Regions from separate parts of the Homo sapiens genome. Here regions 1 and 3 are each linked to region 2. The links are chromatin contacts, found by Hi-C or POLR2A ChIA-PET in ENCODE. All regions are on one chromosome and are shown on one strand. Each heading gives the region's core, a stretch centred on a gene start or an enhancer-like site at or near the end of the contact. The rest is flanking DNA. Distances are from core to core; before and after follow the strand shown. Region 1 holds the start of C9orf163 (chromosome 9 putative open reading frame 163). Region 2 holds the start of ZMYND19 (zinc finger MYND-type containing 19). Region 3 holds the start of NOTCH1 (notch receptor 1).

What was found. A loop is a pair of places that touch in the nucleus more often than their neighbours do. ChIA-PET counts read pairs that join two places held with the same protein, here RNA polymerase II (POLR2A). Pooled maps may share reads with other maps.
Region 1: a loop to region 2 is called in a pooled map, with 10 times the contacts of the local background. The contact joins the promoter of C9orf163 here to the promoter of ZMYND19 in region 2. A Hi-C loop is called at or near these places in 2 of 168 maps with a recorded cell type or tissue (CD4-positive, alpha-beta memory T cell and breast epithelium), 4 of 37 single-sample maps with no recorded cell type and 10 of 50 pooled maps.
Region 3: a pooled map shows a loop between it and region 2 (9-fold over the local background). The contact joins the promoter of NOTCH1 here to the promoter of ZMYND19 in region 2. A Hi-C loop is called at or near these places in 1 of 168 maps with a recorded cell type or tissue (CD8-positive, alpha-beta T cell), 1 of 37 single-sample maps with no recorded cell type and 6 of 50 pooled maps. POLR2A ChIA-PET finds 5 or more read pairs at or near these places in 1 of 52 experiments (activated B cell).

Annotation. Positions count from the first base shown.
Region 1 is chr9:136,482,182-136,485,629 of GRCh38, reverse strand. C9orf163 (chromosome 9 putative open reading frame 163) reads right to left here and starts at 2,135. Exons shown (of 1, transcript NR_172629.1): 1 at 1-2,135. It overlaps SEC16A (SEC16 homolog A, endoplasmic reticulum export factor), which reads left to right and starts at 2,590. Exons shown (of 32, transcript NM_014866.2): 1 at 2,590-2,692. RefSeq lists silencers at 1,478-1,907, 2,058-2,237, 2,308-2,417, 2,648-2,967 and enhancers at 1,207-1,951, 2,697-3,442.
Region 2 is chr9:137,588,415-137,591,986 of GRCh38, reverse strand. ZMYND19 (zinc finger MYND-type containing 19) reads left to right here and starts at 1,475. Exons shown (of 6, transcript NM_138462.3): 1 at 1,475-1,774; 2 at 3,269-3,328. The coding sequence starts at 1,724. It overlaps LOC124902318 (a long non-coding RNA gene), which reads left to right. Exons shown (of 3, transcript XR_007061885.1): 3 at 879-948. RefSeq lists silencers at 930-999, 1,190-1,579, 1,860-1,969, 2,020-2,069 and enhancers at 2,340-2,389, 2,912-3,429, 3,430-3,572.
Region 3 is chr9:136,544,420-136,547,780 of GRCh38, reverse strand. NOTCH1 (notch receptor 1) reads left to right here and starts at 1,733. Exons shown (of 34, transcript NM_017617.5): 1 at 1,733-2,055. The coding sequence starts at 1,995. MIR4674 (microRNA 4674) reads left to right here and starts at 1,522; the gene lies at 1,522-1,608. RefSeq lists enhancers at 1-876, 2,849-2,898 and silencers at 1,069-1,168, 1,509-2,068, 2,089-2,348, 2,569-2,618.

The DNA.
Region 1 (3,448 bases), core at 886-3,385, 1.1 Mb after region 2:
ACCAGCGGATGCTGCAGGCAAAAGCAGCAAAGCCCCACCAGGAATAGTGATGGCCACCACCGGCGGGACACCTCCCAGCACTGGGTGGAGGCCTCTGCTGGCTCGCAGTCAGTCACCTGATGTCCCCATTCGCCCCTGCCATGCTTGTTGTCCTGGCAACCCCATTTCAGCCCTGAAACGTTTAGGTGCTCATCTTGCTCTATCTTAGAGATGAAGACCTGATGCTCAGAGACTAAGGAAGTTGAAAAAGGGCACACAGCGTCTCAGGGGCAGGCTGGGCCTTCAACGGAAGGGTCTATGGCCCAGAGGCTGGATGGGCTCGGGTGTAGGGTGCAGGAACCCTCCACTCCACATCAGGCTACAAACTGCTGAGAGCTGTCTCCGTGCACTCAGGATTAGGGAGAAGAGGGGGAAGAAAGACAGCCGCGCCCCCTGCAGGTGATGTGGTGATTCACACCCCTAGGAGCCAACAGAAGCCGCTGTCTAACATCCCTGCCCTGAGGTCCAGAGACCTTGCATTTTATGCCTAGGGCAGGGTTGGTTTCTGCAGCTATGGTCTCTCCCATAGCTTAGTGCCCACCCCGGTGGGACCACAGGGTTTCGGAGGACCCTAGAGGGTCGAGCCCTGGGCTCCTGGCTCTTGGGTTCTTTGAACTCGCGAGCGGCAAAAGGCGAGCCCCACGCCTGAGAGGCAGCATCCACCTCTGCATCCCCCTCTTTGGAAAGGGCAAACAATGACACCTCCTTCCGCGGAGGGTGCAGAGCGCCTCGACCACTGGGAAGAAGCAGATGGGGGCAGCGGGGCTGGGGCTGGGCCCTACCACGTGCTCCCTAACTCTGTTCAAACAGGTCAGGAATCTGACTCCTGAAAGGCAAATGTTAGCTGAGCAGATTGGCCCTGGTGCCACGTCAGCCGGACTGAAGCTCTCCCTGCACCGCCTGCGGCCCTGCTGGCGTGGCACGGATATCACCCCCTCCCTCACCAGCCGCCGGCCCAGCTGGGGACAAGGGTGGCTCCCACCCAGGGAGGACCTCAGCCGCTGCTGGGAGCTCAGCCTCCCGCGATGCCATCGGGCGGGCACCCCCACCACGGCGCCTGCCCTCTGGAAGGAGCAGCAGAGGAAGGCCGCGGCTCTTCCCTGCCCTTGCCAGGCAGGTGTGCAGGTGAGTGGGCCCGGCATGGCTGGCCGCTTCCTCAACCGCTCAGCCTCCCTCGGCTCCTCCGAAAAATGAGGGCACAGAGGATAGTGCCCACCTGTTCCCTGCGATCTTCCGCGGGAGGGCGTGGATGCTGCCTGGCCTGGCCGTGGCAGGCACAGGAGCGCCTACCCGCCTCACCCCTCCGCTGGGTCGCTCTGGCCGCCCGAGCGCCCGGGCCCACTCGCCACCGACGTGCACTCAGCCAAGGCTGGGACCCCAGCGCCCCTGTGGGGCTGGCGGCCGGGGGAACGAACCGAGTAGGCCGCACCTCCCCGGGAGGACAGCAGGGCTGGGGCCAGGGTGGGCCTGGGAGGGCCCGGCGCAGCAAAGGCGCAGGGCGGAGCTTGGGGACGAGGAGCCCGCGCGTCCCCCTTGCGAGTCGGCGGACACCCGGCTCCGCGCGGTGGCCGGGCCGCCCCTCCCTGCCCGGGCCTCTGTGCAGAGCGAAGGGACAGTAGAGGATGCGTCGGGGAAACCCCAGGACGCTGGCCAGGGACTGGCGGCAGCCATCGACCAACTTCCGGCGCCGCTCGGTGCCCGCGGCCACGCCGTAACCAGGCAACCAGCGCGCAGGCGCAGTCGGCCCTCCGCGTCCCGCAGCTCCGGCCGCTCCCGGCGCATGCGCGGCCGCCGCCGCCTGCCCTCCAGCCTCCCAGCCCAACGGAAGAATGCGAGGAGCGCGCCCGCGTCAGGGCCCCGCGCTTCTCAGCTGGGCGGAGTAGCCGTTCTCGGTGCGTGAGCCTGCTGGCATCGGTCCTGCAGACTGATTTCCCGCTTGTGGCCTTGATTGAAGAATCCCATCTCTTCTCACATCTTAAAACGAAAAAAGACTGGGAGAAAGAGCCAGCGTAAACAGGGCGACGTACTGGGACGGCCCCGGCGCGCCTGGCCGGGCAGGTGGCGAGGGGCGGGGCCAAGCGGTGAGGCGGCAGACGGACGCCGGAGGGGGGCGGGGCCACGGGCGGGGAAGGACGGCCGAGGGGCGGGGCCAAAGGGGCGGGAACGACAGGATGAGGCGGAGAAAGACGGACGACGGGCGGGGCTAAGGGGGCGGGACGAAAGAATGAGGCGAGGAACGACGGAAGAGGGGCGGGGCCAAGGGGAGCGGGAACTACAGGATAAGGCGTGGAAGACGGGCGGGGGGCGGGACGAAAGAATGAGGCGGGGAAGAACGGACGCCGGCGAGGGGCGGGGGCAGAGGGGGCGGGACAGAGGGATGAGGCGGGGAGGACGGACGCCGGCGAGGGGCGGGGCCGAGGGATGGGCTGTGAAGGGCTGAAAGAGAACGCGTCTGGGCCGACGAGCCGAGGGGCGGGGCCAGGGGCGGGGCGCGCGCTGATGTCGTAAGCCGGACACGTCGGCGGCGCGGCGGCCGCGGAGACCCGAGCCGGATGTGCCAAGATGGCTGCGGCGGCTGAGGTGTCTGTGCTCGTCGCCAGCGTCGGGTGGGCTTTCGCCCGCGGCTCCTGAGGGATCGGTCTCAGCCGCGCGGGTGAGGGGGCGAGCGCGGGTGAGGGGGCGAGCGCGGGAGGAGGAAGGCGGAGGCCGGCCGGCGGAGCCAGGCCGTGGAGGTCGGGGCGCGGAGGAGAGGAGGCGGCTGGGCCCAGCCCCGAGCGGGCGGTGCATCTCGGGTCCCGCCGGGGCCGGTCGAGGGGACAGACGTCCGGGCCCCCGGGCCAGAGCGGAAGGCCGGACGCGGCGCGGGCCGCCGTGGGACTCGAGGGACTGACGTGGACCCGGCTGGGCTGCGGTGACGCCGGTTCCCGGGGCGGGAGGCTGGACCCCCAGGCACCCCTCGTAAGACTCTTAACTTTTCAAATGAGCGTGTCTTGTCCTCACCGGCTAGAAGGCTTCCTTAGCGATGCTGGTGAAGAGACACATTTACATTTGAACCAAAGAGCAGAGTTGTTTGTTTGTAATTTCTTGATTGGGCGATCAGGATGTTGCAACAGAGGCCGAGGGTTAGAGGAGTGTGTGTGATCCGGCTCGCCCCTTTGTGATGGAAGTGTTACAGTAGAGCCTTCAGAAACATCAGAGCCATTTAAAGTCAGTTTTTGCCGCTTAAGAACACTTTTAAATGGCTTGTAAGTTGGGTGTGGATTGTATATTAAGATTTTGTTTTACATGTGTGATGCCGATGTTAACCAAAGAGGTATTTCCCATCCCCCATGTGGCAATACGAAGCAAACGGAACCGCAGACGGTTCTTCCTAGAAGTGATACTTTTGCAAGTTTCAGCACAATGCAGC
Region 2 (3,572 bases), core at 226-2,725:
GCACCCGCCACCACGCCCGGCTTTTTTTTTTGTATTTTTAGTAGAGGTGGGGTTTCACCGTGTTAGCCAGGATGGTCTCCAGCTCCTGACCTCGTGATCTGCCCGCCTCGGCCTCCCAAAGTGCTAGGATTACAGGCATGAGCCACCGCGCGCGGTCGGACAGGCATGTTTTGAGCAAGGCCCAGCCTGAACCCCAATGTGTGTCTCAGGCAGGCCAGGACTCATCAGCCCCTTCAGTCCTCTAGGGTGTCTGGGGTACTGGCAAGTACCAGGGGACCCAGAGATGGAACGTCTGGGCTCACTCATGTACACCCTTTGCAGGCTGGGGCACGGTGGCTCATGCCTGTAATCCCAGCACTTTGGGAGGCCGAGGTGGGCCGATCACCTCAGGTTGGGAGTTCGAGACCATCCTGGCCAATATGGAAAAACCTCACTTCTACTAAAAATACAAAAATTAGCCGGACATGGTGGCGCGTGCCTGTAGTCCCAGCTACTCGGGAGGCTGAGGCAGGAGAGTCGCTTGAACCCGAGAGGCAGAGGCTGCAGTGAGCCGAGATCGTGCCACTGCACTCTAGCCTGGGTGACAGAGCAAAACTCTGACTCAAAAAAAAAAAAAAAAAAAGCAAGAAAAGAAAACGGAACCCAGCAAGCCAGAAAGGAGCCTGTGCAGCTCCTCAGGTGCAGGAGTCGCCCTTGAGGCAGGGTGAGGCCTCCTCACGGGCGACTGGACACCGGCGGAGCAGGACGCAGGACCTAGCCCCGTTCGCTCCAGGCTGCAGGGGAGCCACGCTGCCCACCACGGCGTACCCAGTCCCTCCCTGAGCGGGTCTCGGCTTTCCCGCGGAGCCTAATGGGCCTCACTGGAGTTCCGTTTCCAGACGCCTTGGACCAGGCTGCTCTGGAGGTCAGCCGCCCCCGAGGCTGAAGAGCCGGCGGCTCGGAGAAGGCTGCGCGGGAGGCCGCGCCCTCCGGGTCGCGTGGGCCGGGCGTCCGCTGTCTCTCCAGAAACACCCGCGTCCCGCGGCAACGGCCTCTTCCTAGCCCGCCTCGCCCGCTCCCCGCCCGCCCAGAGGGCCCCGCACGAGCTCCGTCCACCTCCTCCTTCCGCGCTCGGGGCCAGGACGGCGGCGGGAAACAGCTTACGGAGGCTACCGCAAGGGAGGCGAAAAGCAGCCAGCTCGCAGAGCTCCACGGACCCGGCGCGAGTCCCCAGCCACACTCCGCACTGCCCCTCTAGGCGCGGCGCCGCTGCCCGCACAAAGCTTCCCGCGAAACTGACGTCGGCGCGCGCAGGCACCGCCCCCGGCCTCGCCCCTCCCCCGCGCTCGCCCCGCTCCCCAGAGCGCCGGCGCACTCGCCCTCCTCCTATTGGTTGTTGCGGGGCGGCGCGCGCCGGTCGGCGCCGTGCGCGCCTAGCCATTGGCCGAGCGGCGGCGGGCCGGGGGGTGTGTCCGGGGCTGCGCCCCGCCCCTCCGCTCCGCTCGCTGTGGTGCGCGCGGTGGCGGTGGCGGCGGCGGCGGCGGCGCGTGGCAGGTCCGGCGGGCGCGAGGCGGCGGCGGAGGCCCGAGCCCGGCCCAGCCTCGTCCCGCCCGGAGCCCGCCTGGCTGCTACCCCGACCCCGGCTCCGGTCCCGTCCTGTCCCGGCGCGCCGCGGCCTCGCCCCGGCCCCCGCTCGGCGCCTCCCGAGGGAGCGGCGCTGCCGGCCGAGAGCGCAGGCCCGGCCATGACCGACTTCAAATTGGGTATCGTGCGGCTCGGCCGGGTGGCCGGGAAGGTGAGCGGCGCGGAGCCCGCGACCCGGCCCGTCTCGCCCGTCCAGGCCTCCGCGCGGGGCCGGGGGCGGTTGTGCGGGCGGCGGCCGGGGCGGGGGCGCGGAGCCCGGGATGGGCCCCAGCGGGGCGGGGGACGCTGCGCGGGCCCGGCTGCTGGCCCCGCGCGGGTGCAGCTTCCTCTCGCAGGCCGGCGGGCACGCACCCCTCGGCTCTGGGGTGCACCTGGCCACCCTCGGCCCTGCCCTGCCGGAGGTGGAGGCCACGGCCCTGTCCCGAGCCGGGTGCGGAGATGCGTGGCTCGAGCCCGAGCCGCGTTCTCCCGGAGCCCTCCCAGTGGTGTCGGCGATCCGGGGCCTAGCGCGGCGTCCGGGCTGCCAGTGCGGCCACACGGTTTAAACACAGCGCCCTTTCCGAGGCAGCGCCACTTCCACACCTCTCGCCGAGGCGGGTCTGGTGTGGGCTCTTCTGTGCCTCCCAGTTCTCAGCAGGGCTTCAGGCTCGTTTTAACGCTGCCAGGGGTTGGCCACGTTAGGCTGAGCCTCAGACTCGGAGCAGAGAGGAAGAAGCCTGGGCCCTGATGCTGCAGACTCAGGGCCTTCCTCGACTTCTCTTCTTACTTGGCCCCCACGCTCCACGTTTGAGGCTGGGGATTCCATGGCACCTGTGGGCATTGAGGCTTGGCGGTTTCTCGGAGCCACCTGTGCAGCTGCACCAGCCAGGGTCCTTACCCGGATGGGAGCCCTGTTCCCGTCACCAGCGGCTGCGGCTTTTGGTGGGAGAGAGGAGCCGAGGCAGTGTCAGGCGGCGTCAGGTAAAACAGGTTCAGATCCCAGAAGAAAAACTGCCAAGAGGGAGACTGGCCCGTTCTGGGACCTGTTCCTGTTTCCTGCCCCTGCTGCAAGAGCATAGGCAGGGCCTGCTGGGGAGGAGGCTTTTTTCCACCAGGGAAGGGTGGGCTCTCCAGTCAGGTCGGAGACCAGAGACCCCTTCTAACTCCACCCATGATGGCATTGTCATCCCTTACAGCTTTTCTTTGGAACATTTCAGATGGACAAAAAGCTAAAAAGGGTAATCAGTGAGTAGCTCAGCTTAATAAACACACCCTAATCAAAACCTTCTGGCTCTTCTGCCTCAGCCCCGGCCCCTCCCTCAGCTCAGTGAAACAGTCTTTGCCTAGGTTTATTGGTGCGTTGAATGTTCAGTGCCACTGTTGGGGTTAGCCCTGCGAGGATGAAGCCTGATACCAGCTCCTCTGGCGCAGACTAAAGTGGGCAGCTGGCTTTTAACCTGTCTGCCTGTGTTTTGTCGTAGACTGCACCACCCCAAACGGTGGAATGAGGCCCCCATGTGCTGAGCTGTCTTGGTCTGAAGAGGCCTGTAGTTACTTTCCACTTCACAGGAAAATGCAACAGGCTCCTGCCTGTTCTGGTTATAAGGTTACTGCACCTCACGCAGATCCCAAATGTAATGATTTGAAACATGTGGTTAACTTCCAGACCAAATACACGCTGATCGATGAGCAGGACATCCCGCTGGTGGAGAGCTACTCCTTTGAGGTAAGTAAGGATGGCTGTTCCCTCCCCTGATGCTCGTGGTCAGTGCCCAGGAGGGTCACGAGGAACGAGCTCTCTCCCCTGTGCTGCAAGAGCAGGCGGCCCCACAAGTGGACAACTGGTGCTGGCCTGTGAGCCCTGAGCCGTCAGCCCCACTTCGAGCCGTGGCCCTGCAGAACCTGGCTGTTGCTGCCACTGGAGCCCACTGTGGCCCACATGGCCTGGCGACAGTGGTCTTCCTCACTTT
Region 3 (3,361 bases), core at 484-2,983, 1.0 Mb after region 2:
GGGAGACCCCCTATCCAGGGATCCCCTCCTCCCCTCCCAGGCCGCCCCTCCGCAAAATGCTGAGGACTGGCCCCCGGGCCTGGGCTACATGGGCCATTACTTCTGGCCTGGGGCCCACAGGCAGAGATGCCAATGGAGGCACACAGGCAGTCGCACCCGCACCCGATCAGCACCAGGCCTGAGGCCTTCGGGCCTCCCTATGCCCCACCCCACCCCCACCCACCAGGAGCAGAGGACGTCGTGGTGGGCAGAGTCCTCAGCCTGGGAGCTGCACAGCCCCGCGCTTCCTTCTATGGAAAATCTGCTCCTCCAGGCTGCCTGGCTGCTGTTACATAAACATCTCTGCTGCCTCCAGGCGCCTCCTCTCCTGGGGCGCTGACCCCAAGATGTTACCCCAGGCCTGCAGAAGTGAGGCCAGATTCTGGGAGGACGCAGGCGAGGGAGGCTCCCAGCAGCAGCTACAGGGGCGGGACAGGCCGCCTGCACTGGCTGTTTCCAGAGTGCTCAGCATTTGGCAAGAGGTGTGCCAGGAAAGGCTTGCTGGGGTCAGGTGTGAGATTTGTCCTGCTTTCTGTGCCTGCCTCTGCCACCATGCTCTGGGGTTTCTGCAGCCCTCCCCCCAGGCCCCCACAGTCCTAGGTCCCTCCCAGCCTTTCGGTCTCCCCGCAGGGCAGGCTTAGCCCTCCTACTCCAGGAGGGGCGCCGGGACACGCGCCTTCTGCCATCGCACTCACCACCCTGTGTTGGGGTGGGGAGGGGGCGCTGTCTGTCCCTGGCACGAGGCCGTGAACTTTGCGCAGGGACTATGGCAGGCATTTTGGACTCCTGGCGCTTAACCAGGCTTGGCACAGGGTGCCCGTGCCTGGCATCGTGGTGGAGAAATAAATCAGCCGGAAGGAGCACGTGGGAAGGGCTGCGCCGGCGCCAGCGGCAGATCCGCCCGACCCGTTTGTGCTTTCTGGGGCCACCTTAGGCAGGCGGCGCCCGGGCAGGAGGAGGACGGTGACCGAGGAGCGTGTCGACGCGGGTCCCCCTTGGGGGAGCGGGGCACAATCCGTCCGCGAGGCACTGGTCCCGGCTGCTCCCTCGGGGCGCCCGGAGTCCCCTGCCCAGAGGCCGCGGCGCCCCCATCCCTCGCGGTCAAGTGCTCGGGCAATCACGGCCAGGGATGTCTGGCGGCGATCGATCCTCTGGACGCCTAAAGCCGCGGCCACGGGGCCCTCGGGAGGGAGTGAAGCCGCTGGGCTAGGGGCGCACACACGGCTAGGCCACTCTCCCAGAGCCCTGCCCCGGGCCCGGGGTCCCCCAACGTGGCCTCAGCTGCTCCCCGCCCGGCCCAGCGCACGGTGCACACGGCTGTCCGCGGCCTCGCCCTCCCCATTCCGCCCCGGGCTCCTCCGCTTATTCACATGCAAATTTCAGTCGCCAGTTGTCGCCGAGCGCGGCAACCGCCAGAGCCGGATCCTTCCGCAGCCCCGGCTCAAACTTTTGGCCTCTGAAAACTTTCAAACGAGAAGTAGTCCCAGGCGCCCGCTCCCGACCCACGCCGCGCCGCCGGGTCCCTCCTCCCCGGAGAGGCTGGGCTCGGGACGCGCGGCTCAGCTCGGGGAGGCGCAAAGGCGGACGGGGCGTGCGGGAGGAGGTGGCCGCGGAGGGGGCGGGGGGACCGGCGGGGGTGGGGCCGGGCGGGGCGGGGCCGGCGGGGGCGGAGCGCACCTCGACTCTGAGCCTCACTAGTGCCTCGGCCGCGGGAGGGAGCGCAAGGGCGCGGGGCGCGGGGCGCGGGCGCGGGCGCGAGCGCAGCGAAGGAACGAGCCGGGCGCGGAGCCGGGCCCGGGGGCCTGCGAGAGCACAGCGCCGCCAGCCAGCCGGGGAAGAGAGGGCGGGACCGTCCGCCGCCGCCCCGGGACCGTACGCCGCGCGTGTGCGTCCCAGCCCCGCCGGCCAGCGCAGGAGGCCGCCGCCCGGGCGCAGAGGGCAGCCGGTGGGGAGGCATGCCGCCGCTCCTGGCGCCCCTGCTCTGCCTGGCGCTGCTGCCCGCGCTCGCCGCACGAGGTAGGCGCCCACCCACCCGCGAGCCCCCACTTTCCGCGCCCTTTGGAAACTTTGGCGGCGCCCGGCGCGCGCGCCCCACGGCTGGGAGCGGGCGGCGGGGAGGCCAGCATGGAGAGGGAAAAGCGGGCGGCCCGGGGCGTGGGGTTCTGGAGTCCCGGGATCAGGGAGGACCGACCTTCCCCCTCGATCCCCCCGTGGAGGCGGACTCGCGCCGCCCGTGCCTGGAGCCGAGTTAGGAGGCCGGTGTGGGGTGCTGGGGCCCCGGAGGCCCTACTCCGGGCCCGCCCTTCACCCGCCGCGCGTGGGGCTTGCCGCCGGTCGGCCGGGCGGGCGGGCTGCCTACTATTTTTCGATTTGAATAGAGTCGGTTTTGGTTTCCTGTTGCTTCTCCGGGCCATTTATCTTCTTTCTTCTTCGCCTCTGGCCCACGCCGGGGCGGATGTTGGGGCGCGGAGTGTGGGCTCTGCGGCGCCGCGTTCGCCTTCACTGACCCGCGCGGCCGGGCTGGGTCCCCGGGCTCCCGGTCGCCCCGCCCGCCGGTGCCCCCCAGCCCGGCTCTCAGTTTGGGGGAGGGGTTGCGTAAGAAGCCGCCGCGCCCGGGGGGACTGAACTTTCCTTTTGCTTTGCGGAGTTGAAGTTTGGAAAGCTTGGGGGCGGAGAGCGGGACGCGGGTGGGGGGCTCTTACATTTCTCCCCGCCGCACAGCGAGCGGGGTCTCTGGGGAATCGAGTGATTAATCCACTCTTTCTCCGAGAGTTGGAGGCGAGAATTATCTGTCCTCTTCCAGAAAGTGCGGCTCTGTGTCACACCCCCCTCCCCCGTTTCTCAGCCCCGGTAAGATGGGGAGGGAGGGGCTTGAGTAATTGATCCCTTCTCGAGATGGGGTCGAATTCCTTCCGAATGGGGGACCTTCATCCCCCTCCTGTGGGTGTATGGGGGCTGCCCTGGAGATGCGCGCCCGCGGAGGCAGGTATTGGGTGTCGGCGGAGGCGGGGCCGCGTCCCCAGGGTGCTGTCCCGGTGCCCCTGGAGGCGGCCCCGACTCCACAATGGGCCGCTCTGATTCTGAGGCGGAGGCCGGCGCTTTGTTGGCGGGCGGGGTAGCGGGCGAGCAGCTGTCGCATTTTCCCACGGGCGGGAGCTGAGTGTGGCCACCCCCCCTCCCCCCGTCCAGCTCTGCCCCCTTGCAGAACGGGTTTGAACAGAGGCAATCTCGGCGGCTGGATGGGGGGCCCTGCCCTGCCAGACTCCTCAGTGAGCCTCCAGGGTGGGGGGCAACGCTTTGGAGAGTAGCCCACTTTGTCTCT